Linked DNA regions of Homo sapiens: region 1 is linked to region 2. Evidence: chromatin contacts called from ENCODE Hi-C or POLR2A ChIA-PET data. All regions are on one chromosome and are shown on one strand. The core of a region is the stretch at or near the end of the contact, and the rest is flanking DNA. Distances in the headings are between cores, read along the strand shown. Region 1 overlaps TPTEP2-CSNK1E (TPTEP2-CSNK1E readthrough). Region 2 holds the start of TMEM184B (transmembrane protein 184B).

What was found. A loop is a pair of places that touch in the nucleus more often than their neighbours do. ChIA-PET counts read pairs that join two places held with the same protein, here RNA polymerase II (POLR2A). Pooled maps may share reads with other maps.
Region 1: a loop to region 2 is called in a pooled map, with 2.2 times the contacts of the local background. The contact joins the enhancer-like site here to the promoter of TMEM184B in region 2. A Hi-C loop is called at or near these places in 2 of 50 pooled maps. POLR2A ChIA-PET finds 5 or more read pairs at or near these places in 3 of 52 experiments (MCF 10A, Panc1 and activated B cell).

The regions. Positions count from the first base shown.
Region 1 is chr22:38,373,139-38,378,656 of GRCh38, forward strand. The region is part of intron 3 of TPTEP2-CSNK1E (TPTEP2-CSNK1E readthrough); the gene reads right to left. It also overlaps the pseudogene TPTEP2. Among named protein-coding and RNA genes, the nearest start is that of TPTEP2-CSNK1E, 23 kb to the right of the region's middle. Within about 2 kb of position 1,418, at least 6 of the 41 ENCODE cell types and tissues checked have a DNase peak (open chromatin) inside an H3K27ac peak, as active enhancers do.
Region 2 is chr22:38,270,711-38,276,984 of GRCh38, forward strand. It overlaps TMEM184B (transmembrane protein 184B), which reads right to left and starts at 2,300. Exons shown (of 9, transcript NM_012264.5): 1 at 2,174-2,300. RefSeq lists an enhancer at 1,051-1,760 and a silencer at 1,823-2,452.

The DNA.
Region 1 (5,518 bases), core at 168-2,667, 100 kb after region 2:
CCATAATATGAATATTTGATCAAATTAATGGTGTCCCATAAATCCTGTAGGCTTTTTTCATTCTTTTTTATCCTTTTTTGCCTGCCTGTTATTTCAAAAGACTTGTCTTCAAGTTCAGAAATTATTTCTTCTGCTTATTCTTGTCTGTAAAGCCATTGATTGTATTTTTTCATTTCATCCATTGAACTGTTTAGCTCTTAGGGCTTCTGTTTGGTTATTTTTATGATATCTGTATCTTTAGTAAATTTCTCTTTCAAATCATGTTTTCCTGATTTCATTGACTTGTCTATCTGTATTACCTTACATCTCACTGAGTTTCCTTAAGATTATTCTTTTTTCTGCCATTTCATATGTTTATGATTGGGTTCTATTACTGGATAATTACTATTTCCCTTTGTAGGTGACATGTTTTCTTGCATTTTCACGGTTGCTGTGTTTCTAAATTGATTTCTATGCATCTGGTGAAAAAGTCACCTTTTCCAATTTTATGGAGTAGGTTTACTTGTATGAATTTATTTGTATGAATGGGTCTTGGATGTCTGTTCATTGGGGTATACTGGCCTTGGTTCTACATGGATGCAGTAAGTGTAGTCTCCATGTAGTTTATTCAGCTGTGATCCACACTAGTAACATTTGCAAGTTACTCAGTGGCCTAGGTTAAGGAAGTTTGTAGTGATGGTGGTGCAGCCTTGCCAGGGGTGGGCTCACTGGGCTGTTTCGCAGGGTAGGGGTGTGTGCAGGCACACAGTGGGTCAGAAAACTTGGAGTATGGCTTTATGCGGCTGGCCATGGTGCTGTCACTCTAGCCAGGAGCATGGGGATGCAGCTGCTCAACCAGGGCATGACTGCCAGATGTGCTTTGCAGGACAGTTTCTCAGGCCCAGGATGCAGGCACACAGCTGTTTGCCTGGCCTGGAAGAATGCACTCCAGGAGTGGCCTGAAGGGCTGTTTCCCATACCTGGTATGTGGGTACACAGCTGCTCATCTGGCCTGTGGCCAGTCTGCTGGGGGGAAACTCATGGGCCAAATATATAGCTGCATAGCTGCTAAGCTGGACTGAAAATATCTTTGCCAGGGCTGGCCAAGAAGGGGGTTTCTCAGGCCTGGGATACAGTCAAATGACTTCTCAGCTGTCCCGGATGTGTGTCTGCTGGGGGTAGTCCATAGAGCTATTCTAGCTCAGGATGTGGGCACACTGCTGCTCAGCTGGCCTGGGTGGTGCCTGCCAGGGGAAGCCCAGGGGACTGCTTCTATGAGCCAGGATGTGGACACGAGGCTGCTCGGCTGGCCTAAGGGCATGTCTTCTGGGAGTAGCCCATGGAGCTCTTTCTTAGGTCCAGGACATGGACATTCATGGCTGATTGGCTGGTCTGGAGGTGCATCTGCTGGGAATGGATACAGGACTATTTCTCAGGCTCATGCAAGGTCGCACAGCTGCTTAGTTGGCCTGGGAGTGTTTCTGTCGGGGGTGGCCTAAAGGGCTGTTCCTCAAGCTGGGACATAGGTATGTGGCTGCTTAGCTGGCCTGACAGTCTGCTGGCCAGAGTAAGCTCCCAGGGTTGTTTCTTGGCCCTGAGACTTGGGCATACACAGCTGCTTGTCTCTCAGGTCTGAGAGACAGGTGCAAGGCCCACTCGGTGGTGTGCCTGCTGGGGGCAGCCTGTGGGACTGTTTCTCAGGCCCTTATTAAAGGCAGAGGGCTCCTGGGCAGGCCAGGAGCATGTCTGTGGTGGATGGGGCCTGCAAGGCTGTTTCTCAGGTCCTGAGCATGGGCTCATAGTCACTCTGTTGACCTGGGGGTGTATCAGCTGCTCAGAGGCTTAGGGGCCTCTCCCACTTGGGAGAGGGCATGTAGTGGTTTGGCTGTCTTAAGAGTGAATTTACCCTGGATGGGACTGCAGATTATTCCTCTGTCTGGAAGTGTGGTGGTGGGGGTTGATTTCCCTGCATGCATTACTTGAGTTACAGCCAGTCCTGGGACCAACCTCCACACAGCTGGGATTGTGGCTTTAACCCACCCATGTGGGCTTGGTGTACTGAAGATAAAGCTCCAGTGCTGGAGAGGCACAGTGGCTACTGCCCCCAGAGGAGGGCACACTCAAGAGATGACTCTGGTCTCAAGATGGTGCTGTGCTGCTGCAGCTTAAGTCTCTGGGGGTGGGAAGTCTTCACCTTGTACTCCTAGTCCAGGACATGCAGCTGTGTCAATTCTTGGCAATACTCCAAACTGGCCTGAGGGCTTGCAAAGACTGTGAGATTCTCCTGTTGTAAAGACTTTGTGTTTGTGATGGCAGTGGGGTGACAGGGATCTTCTGCCTACCTTCACCCTGCAATGAGAAGTCTCTCCTGTCTCTGGGCCAATTCAATCCAGATGGGGCAGAAGGGGCTGCACAGGCTGAGTGCTTCCATGCTGTGGCAACTTCCAGTCACCACAGGTGTGTCTCCACTCCTTTGCTGCACTCCAGGACTATCCCTTTGATATTCTAATCAAATCTTAGATGTGTATTTCTTGCCTCAATTCTTTCTTGTAGGGGAGATGAGCACCAGGCATCTCTAGTCACCCATCTTGCTTGATTTAGCATAATTCGTAAGGGCCCCAGGATTTTCAGAATAGTCAATGATTGTTGGCTTCAACTTAAAAGTCACCAGCTTCATTAGCCCCTAACAAGAGAATTGGCCTGTGCTTTGAAGATGTCAAACCATGCGTTGACTTCTCCTCTCTAAATATGAAAGTCCTAGATGGCATCTTCTTCCAATAAAAGGCTATCTTGTCTACATTGAAAATGTGTTGTTTAGTTTGGCCACCTTCATCAATTATCTCAGCTAGATCTTCTGGATAACTTGCTGCTGCTTCTGCAACGGCACTTGCTGTTTACCTTGCACTTTTATGTGATGGAGATGGCTTCTTTCCTTAAACCTCATGAACCAAACTTTTAGCTTCAAGCTTTTCTTCTGCAGCTTCCTTACCTCTCCCAGGCTTCATTGAATCAAAGGGAGTGAGGGCCTTGTCCTGGATTAGGCTTTGGCTTAAGGGAATGCTGTGGCTGGTTTGATCCTTTATCCAGACCACTAAAACATTCTCCATATTAGCAATCAGACTGTTTTGCTTTCTCAACATTTGTATGTTCACTGGAGTAGCAGTCTTAATTTTCTTCAAGAAGTTTTTTGGCTTTTCTGTTTTGTTTTTGTTTTTGTTTTTGTTTTACATTCACAACTTGGCTGAACTGGTGCAAGAAGTCTAGCCTTCCTCACAATCATTTCTAGCTTTTGGTTTAAAGTGAGAGACATGTGACTCTTCCTTTCACTAGGACACTCAGAGACCATCATAGGCTTATTAAATGGCCTACTTTCAATATTGTTGTGTCTCAGGGAATAGGGAGGCCCAAGGAGAAGGAGAGAGATGGGGGAATGGCTAGTCAGTGGAGCAGTCAGAACAAACATGTCATTGATTAGGCTTGTCATCTTAATATGGACATGGTTCGTGTTGCCCCAAAACAATTACAATAGTAACATCAAAGATCACTGATCACAGATCACCATAACAGATATGATAATAAAAAGTTTGGAATATTGCAAGAATTATTAAAATGTGACAGAGACACAAAGTGAAAACACGCTGTTGGAAAAATAAAACCAGGAGACTTGCTCAATGTAGGGTTGCTACAAACCTTCAGTTTACAAAAAAGTAACATCTGAGGGGCAATAAAGTAAAGCACAATAAAACAAGATATACCTGCATATACACACACATGTATGTATATATAAACTATATATGTGTATATATACATATATATGCTAAAGGATATATACATATGTTTACATATATATATATACGCACATGCTCATATGTATATTAAAGGATATATATATGACTACTGATGTTATTAATTTGGGTCAGTGCTAAAGAATATATCTATATATAGATATATATACACACATTTAAATATGCACATATGTAGACATGTATATAGATATGTATATAGATATGTGTATATATACACACAAATACATATTTATATATCTATGTATACTACATATATAGCTAAAAGATATATCTGTGTATATATATACACACACACATATATACGTGTTATATGTCTGTGTGTGTGTGGATATATCCTTTAGCACTGACCCAAATTAATAACATCAGTAGTTTTCAATGACACCACCATTGAAAGGTGAGTTATATCAAAGATATATCAAATTAGCGAAAGACTACTGATGCCATTTTATCCGGGCCAGTGCTAACGATTAAAAATGTACACATCAGGTCAAGTGACTTCAGAGACATACTTTTCTGGTTGAAATTATGTACAATTGCTCTACATTTATAAACTGGCTGAACTCTGAAAATGTATATGTCAATGATTTGGAATCTACTATTAATATATCATTTTTTCCTAGAAGAAAACCTTATATTATGTAAAGGTGCTCTTGGGCCTTAACAAACAATCTAATGAATCACAATTTAAGTGCAGTTCTTTATTACTTCATTTGTGAGTGAATTTTACCAATCTTAATATATGCCTCTCTTCTTTCTCTCCGTATTCTGAAATCTCGCCCATCATTGATGACTCTACCACACATTACTCTTTTTAATTCAATGGGGTAATAGCTAAAGGATTAAAAATGAACATAGCAAGACTCCACATGTTATCCTAGACTTAATTTTCTGATACAAATTAGCAATAATTATTCTACAATTTATAATCTAGTTACCCTGAAAAATGGACATTAATCAGTTATTTATTTGAAACATGGTATTTAATTTTTCTCTGGAAATGAGGTTTTAGATGTTTGTAATGAAATTTTTCAGCCTGTGAAAAAAACTTAATGAATCAAGTTTATATACATTTCTTTACTCCTAAACCTAATCCCCAAGTTACTGTTTCTGGCAAAATTTACATAAAATCAACTTCAGTTTGTAAACACCCACCTTGCTTGCCCTTGTAATTTTCTGCCTTCTCACGTTCAAATACCACTAGTAACTCTTCACCAATCATGGATGTCTTTCCTGCCCCTCAGATAGGGTTAAGTAACTACAGACCCAAGGCAGGGCCTCCATACAATCTGAGGGTGGGTTTACCTTTGGGGCAGTAGCCTCATGTGGTAACAGACGAAGAGACCAGGGGTCTATTAGCTTTGTTCTTTTCTGTTGAGAGCTCCTCAGCTCCCTGCCCACTGTTACCTCCTCCTTGCACCAAATAGGACTGTTGCCTCTTTTGGCTCACTCTAGTAGAGCGTCATACAATACACACATTCTCATATTTTCCTAAGGTTTCAGGGTGCTGCTAAATAAGGGTGACCAATGGAATAGGAATAAGAAGCATTCCTCTTAAGACCTATTCCTCTTTTATCCAACTAGATCAAAGAAAGAAAGGTACCTGCAGATACTACAGTAATAAGACTTTAGAAAACAGTGTCTAAAACACTCTGTATTGTTATGGATGCTCCATACAATGAACTTCCCAAATCTGAATCTCTCTTTTCTACATGTATACTTTTGTGTGTGTCTAT
Region 2 (6,274 bases), core at 1,050-3,549:
AAAGGCCCAGAGCTGTGACTCGTTTTCAAAACAATAAAAAGCTGTACCCTGCCTTGCCGGGGCTGTTTCCACTCCAGGGAATTTACAGAGAGAAAATGAGCACAGCAGGGACTGGAAATAGCTCTGAGCCCTTCTCAGGGTGAGGGACTGGGCAGGCCAGCCAGAGACCAGGAGCAAAACCTCTAAGACAGAGAGGGAGCAAACAGCCTCCGGACAGAAGCCCCTGCTCACAGAACTCGGCCAATAGGAAAGAACTAGGACAAGTGGCTCATTCACCCTTCTGCCTCGAAGCTCTTCTTTCTACTTGGTTGGAGAAATTCAGAAGGGGCTCTTTGAATAACCCACCACCACCGTGGGTGCAACAAATAAGACATCCAGAATCCCAACGACTGCACAAATGCTTTGGGGGAATTCACAGCGCCTTCTCCACCCACATTAGCTATTGGAGCCTCGTATCCAGATTGGGGTCACTAAATCAGTGTCCATCTTCCCAGCACTGGGAGCCCCTAGAAGGCAGGCACCAGGTCCCATTGATCATCAGACCGCTATGCCCCAGCATAGTGCCTGGCACATAGTAGATGCTCAGTAAGTTGCAAGACAAGATCTGGCAGCAAGAGAGAGGTCCTGGTTAAAGGATGATTCCATCCAGGCTTGCCACGTATCGTGGAGAAGAACGTCATGAATTCCCTCTGGGCCTCAGTTTACCGCATCTGCAAATAGGGACAACTGTTCCTTACTCACACAGCTGCTGTGCAAATTACACAGGAAAATATATGTGGAAAGCAGAAAAGCCTCAGATGAACGTCAGTCATCCTTCAGGCTTCAGCTCAACCGTCTCCTTATGAGGGAGTCTTTCCTGCGGCCACGATCCCCCTCCCCGGGAACTGAACCTGCCTCTGTACTCCTTCTACTCCTTTGTTTGGTATTTTTCACATCATCGTGATCACCTGTTTCCAAATCTGATTCCCCCATGCTTGAGAGCTCCTTGATGGCTTGGGCATCAAATGTTTCTGTCCAGGTGGGCACACATACCTGGCTGCTGGGGCTCTCCCACCCCAGCGTCCCAGGTCCCAACTCTGATACGCACAGCACCCTAGGCAAGGTTCAGAGGTGCAGAGCCTAGGGGTTCTACCAAGGAAGCTAAATAGGTAGATGGAAAGGGACACTGTAGGCATAACCTGTCAACGAAGTCACACCTCTGAGACCTGCGCTGCCTCTGCAGGTGCAGGTGAGCTTGTTTGCCTGGCTGACTCTGCAGCGCAGGGCCTCCAGGGCACAGATTGCTGCTTCTTTCCTTACAAAAGCACCAGCAGTCAGATAAATAATACATGGCCTTCACCTCACCACAGGTATCAGGCATGCAAATACCTGCTTTGCCCCAAAATGCCCTGGAAAGGAGGGAGGAGTAAAACGTCTGGCCTTATACAACACCTCCAGAGGGGATATGTATTGGGAATCCATGCCCAACCCCCAGCATAACTGCCTTGCCTTGGCCTGGAGCCACCCAGCACTGGAGGTAAGTGGATCCAAGCGAGGTACCAAGGGTGTGCCCAGGAGGAAATGTACAATTCACGGGAAGGATACAGACACCCAAAACCAGTCTCCACGGTCCCTTTGGGGGCAAACATCTTTCGAGCCCCAGGTCCCAGTCGATCCCCTTCCAAACCTGCGGACCTGTGTGGCGGGCGTGTACACCCTCCACTCACGACGCAGCCCCGAAAGCCCCCCGCCGACCACCCTCCCAGGTCACTGCCACCCGCACAGGGCACGGACGCCTCCCCCACTCACTCGGCCGTGCCAGTCGCCAGCACACCCACCCGGGAGCACACAATCCCTCTTGCAAAGCGCCTTGGTCCATCCGCCTCCCTCTCCCGGGGCCGCCCCCCGGACAGGTCCGATTACACTCCAGGAGCTGCCCCCGCCACGTTGGCGTGGAAAGGGAGCGGGCACACCCACGGGCGACCTCGCGGGGCGGAGAGGAGGCACGGGTGGGGAGACGGATGCCCCCTCCCTCCGCGGCCGCACCGGCCTCCGTAGTGCCCTCCCCGCCCGGGAGCCGGCGGCCGAAGCCGGGCGTCCCTCGCGCGGGCCTCTCCGAAACAAGCAGCCCCCCGCGCTCGGGAGTCGCAGCTCCCCCTTGGGGCTCCCGGGCGAGGCCGGCCAGGCGGGATACCTCAGGAGCCCATGGCGGTGGCGGCGTCTGCGGACGATGCGCGGCAGCCGGACTCTGCGGGCGGGGCGGGCGGCGCCGCAGCCCCGGAGTCTCCGCCGCCGCCGGCGCGTCCCGGGCCCAGTGGAGTGCAGCCGCGGCGCGCATGCGCTCTGGGCTCGCCGCCGGGGAGGGCGGGGCGGCGGACGCGGCTGAGATCACTGCCTGGGCCTTAAAGGGGCCGCGCCCCGAACCCCAGCCCGCCGCCCCGAACCCCAGCCCGCCGCCCCGCGGGTTGGGGCGCGACCCGGGTTCTCTTGCCACTCACAAAACCAGCTACGACCGGCCCCCAACCGCGAGAGCTTTCTGGGCTGCGATCTCTGCCCCTGACCCTCGCTGGTGCTTCACTTCTTTTAACCCTAATTTCCTCCATTTGAGCCTGTTTTGAAGATGAAACGAAATACAATGGCTATTTGTTGAGTGAAGGATGCGTGTGGAATTGTGGAATGAACGTGGACCGAGTGTTGTGTGCAATTAGGCCAGATGAAATGGCAAAGCACTGAAAGAGGCCTTTTTTTCCCACTCCGCTTAGCAGCGATTCTTTCTTGCCCCGTCTGGCTCTAGGCTGCCGAACTAGCAAAAGTCTTCAGATAGGGTTCAAGCCGCCTAGTCCATTTCTGTTTGCCGGTCCAGACATCACCTAGGTTAACTGAACAAGATAAAATGCAATTAAGTTCTGGCATTGATGTGCTCAAGATCCCCAAATGTATTTATGTCTCCAGACTCCTCGCCTGAACTGTCTACCCAACACCTCTTCCTTGGAGCTCCAGCAGGCATCTCAAAGTCAGCGTGTCTGAGCTGAGCCAACCCCACTTCCACACACAAAAACCTGCTCCCTCTCAGCTTTGCCTCCATCAGCTGTTGACAATTCCATCCTTCCAGTCCCCAGGCCAGAACTCGGAGTCAGCTGTGAATGAATGCCCCCCTTCTGCCCGCTACCCAATAAGGCAGGCAGGAGATCCTGTTGGCTCTACCTGCAAAATAGATCTAGACTCAGATGTCTGCCACTCCTCCTCCAGTGCTACCACCCTGGTCCAGTATTTGCACAGGATTATTGCAGAGTTCTGCTAACCCCTCTCCCTTGTTCCAGCCTTGCCCTCTGATCCATTCTATCAATTCAGGGGTGAGGGAGATCCTTTTTTTTTTTTCTCTTTTTTCTTTTTGAGACAAAGTCTCGCTCTTTGTCTCAAAGTTGCCCAGGCTGGAGTGCAGTGGCGCGATCTCGGCTCACTGCAAGCTCCGCCTCCCGGGTTCACGCCATTCTCCTGCCTCAGCCTCCCGAGTAGCTGGGACTACAGGCGCCCGCCACCATGCCCAGCTAATTTTTTGTATTTTTAGTAGAGACGGGGTTTCACCGCGTTAGCCAGGATGGTCTTGATCTCCTGACCTTGTGATCCGCCTGCCTCGGCCTCCCAAAGTGCTGGGATTACAGGCGTGAGCCACCACGCCCAGCCAAGATTCTTTTAAAATCTGCCGGGCACGGTGGCTCACGCCTGTAATCCCAGCACTTTGTGAGGTCGGGTGGCTCATTTAAGGCCAGGAGTTACAGACCAGCCTGGCCAATATGGTGAAACCTTGTCTCTGCTAAAAATACAAAAATTAGCTGGGTGTGGTGGTACATGCCTGTAGTCCCAGCTACTCTGGAGGCATGAGAATTGCTTGAACCCGGGAGGCGGAGGTTGGGTTGTGGTGAGCCAAGATCGTGCCAATGCACACCAACCTGGGTGACAAAATGAGAATCTGTCTCAAAAAATAAAATAAAATCGAAGTCAAAACATGGTACTTTTTTGCTCAAAACCCTCCATTGGCTCACTGTTTCGCTCTAAGTAAAAGCCTTACAAGTCCTTACAAACACTTGATCTGACATTCTACTCTCCTGGGGATTCCTGATCTCATTCATCTCTTACCCTTTCCCTCCACACTGATCCCTTGCTGTTCCTAGAACAAGCTGAGCACACTCAGCCCCGAGCCCCCTGCACTAGCTGTTCCCTCTGCTGCGATCGCTGTTTCCCCAGATACCTGAATGGCTCCTCCATCACCTTCTTCAAGGGTTTGCTCGAATGTCCTCCACTTAGTGAGGCCTGCTGTGAGCACCCCTAGTAAAACTACCAGACCCCTCACATGCACTCTGTATTTCCCTTTACCGTGCCCTACTTTCCCTGTCACTTCATTTCTTTCTTTCTTTCTTTTTTTTTTTGAAGCGGAGTCTCGCTCTGTCACCCAGGCTGGAGTGCAATGGTGCTATCTCGGCTCACTGCAAGCTCCGCCTCCCGGGTTCATGCCATTCTCCTGCCTCAGCCTCAGAGTAGCTGGGACTACAGGCGCCCACCACCATGCCTGGCTAATTTTTTGTATTTTTAGTAGAGACGGGGTTTCACCGCGTTAGCCAGGATGGTCTCGATCTCCTGACTTCGTGATCCGCCTGCCTCAGCCTCCCAAAGTGCTGGGATTACAGGCGTGAGCCACCCTGTCACTTCATTTCTATCATATTATATAGTTTGCCTGTTTCCCTGTGTGTCTTCTTCTAGTAGAACACAAAATTTTTCGGTTTTGTTTTTTTGTTTTTGAGACAGTCTCTGTCACCCAGGCTGGAGTGCAGTGGCACAATCTCAGGTCACTGCAACATCCGCCACTCAGGCTCAAGTGATCCTCCCACCTCAGCCTCCTGGTTAGCTGGGATTATAGGCATGTGCCACCATACCAGGCTAATTTTTGTATTTTTTTTTTTTTTTTTTTTTTTTTGTAGAGATGGGGTTTCGCTATGTTGCCAGGGCTGGCCTCAAACTCCTGGGCTCAAAGCAATTGCCCGTCTAGACCACTCAAAGTGCTGAGATTACGGGTGTGAGCCACTGTGTGCCTGGCCAATAAATTCTGAAGAGAAAGATTTTCATCCTTTTTGGCTTTTTTGTTGTTGTTGTTGTTTGAGATGGAGTCTCACTCTGTCACCCAAGCTGGAATGCAGTGGTGCAATTTTGGCTCACTGCAGCCTCAACCTCCCAGGTTCAAGCGATACTCTTGCCTGTGCCTCCCAAGTATCCTTTTTGTTTTCTGATGTAATCCCAGTACTTAGTACAGGGTCTGGCATAGAGAACATGCCCCCGCAAAAGTAGGTATAACATGACCAGAGATCTGGTAATAGCAAAATCCTATAGAACGATTCCTCCCCAGCCCCAGGTAGGACATGCCTGGGTCTGTCCTAACAAGAGTAAGGCTTATCAATTGCATTGTAACTTGTTTATGACTTCCCAGCTCTCCCTCCCTACACACTAACCCCTTCAGGAGGAAGTCTTTGTCCCAATTACCCACCATATCTGCAATGTGTAGTACAAGACACTTACAGACCAGACACAACCTGACTTACACTTCCCCTCCAGGGCTTTCAGTTCAGGGTCTTGGTTTCTGCTTAGGGGCACTCTTGGGTCTCAACTTACAGAGGCCCCGGGCTGGCAGGGGACAGAGGCAGGTGGTGGGTATTTTTAGGCTTGGTTGCCCGGAAGGGGCTCAAAGACAGAAAGTCACCTGGTCTGAGTGATATGGCAGGTCAGCAGGTGGTATTGGGGGCCCTAGTTGGTGCTCCCTGTGGGAGGAAAAAAGCCCTCTCAAGACCTTTACTCAGGTTTTCCAAAATGAAGATAAACACCTACCTTGCTATCTTCCCTCTCACCCCTCCTCCATGCAACTACCCATCCTTTCTTTCTTGGGTTTTGCTCTCTCACCCAGGCTGGGGTGCAATGGTTTGATCATAGTTCATTGCAGCCTCAAACTCCTGGGCTCAAGCAATCCTCCACCTCTGCCTCCCAAGTAGCTAGGACTACATGGGCATACCATCACGCTCAGCTAATTTTCTATTTATTTATTTATTTATTGACAGAGTCTTGCTCTGTTGCCCAGGCTGGAGTGCAGTGGCGCGATCTCGACTCCCTGCAACCTCCCAGGTTCAAGCGATTCTCCTGCCTCAGCCGCCCGAGTAGATGGGATTATAGGCACGCGCCACTACGACCAGCTAATTTTTTTTTGTATTTTTTTAATGGAGACAGAGTTTCACCATGTTGCCCAGGGTGTTCT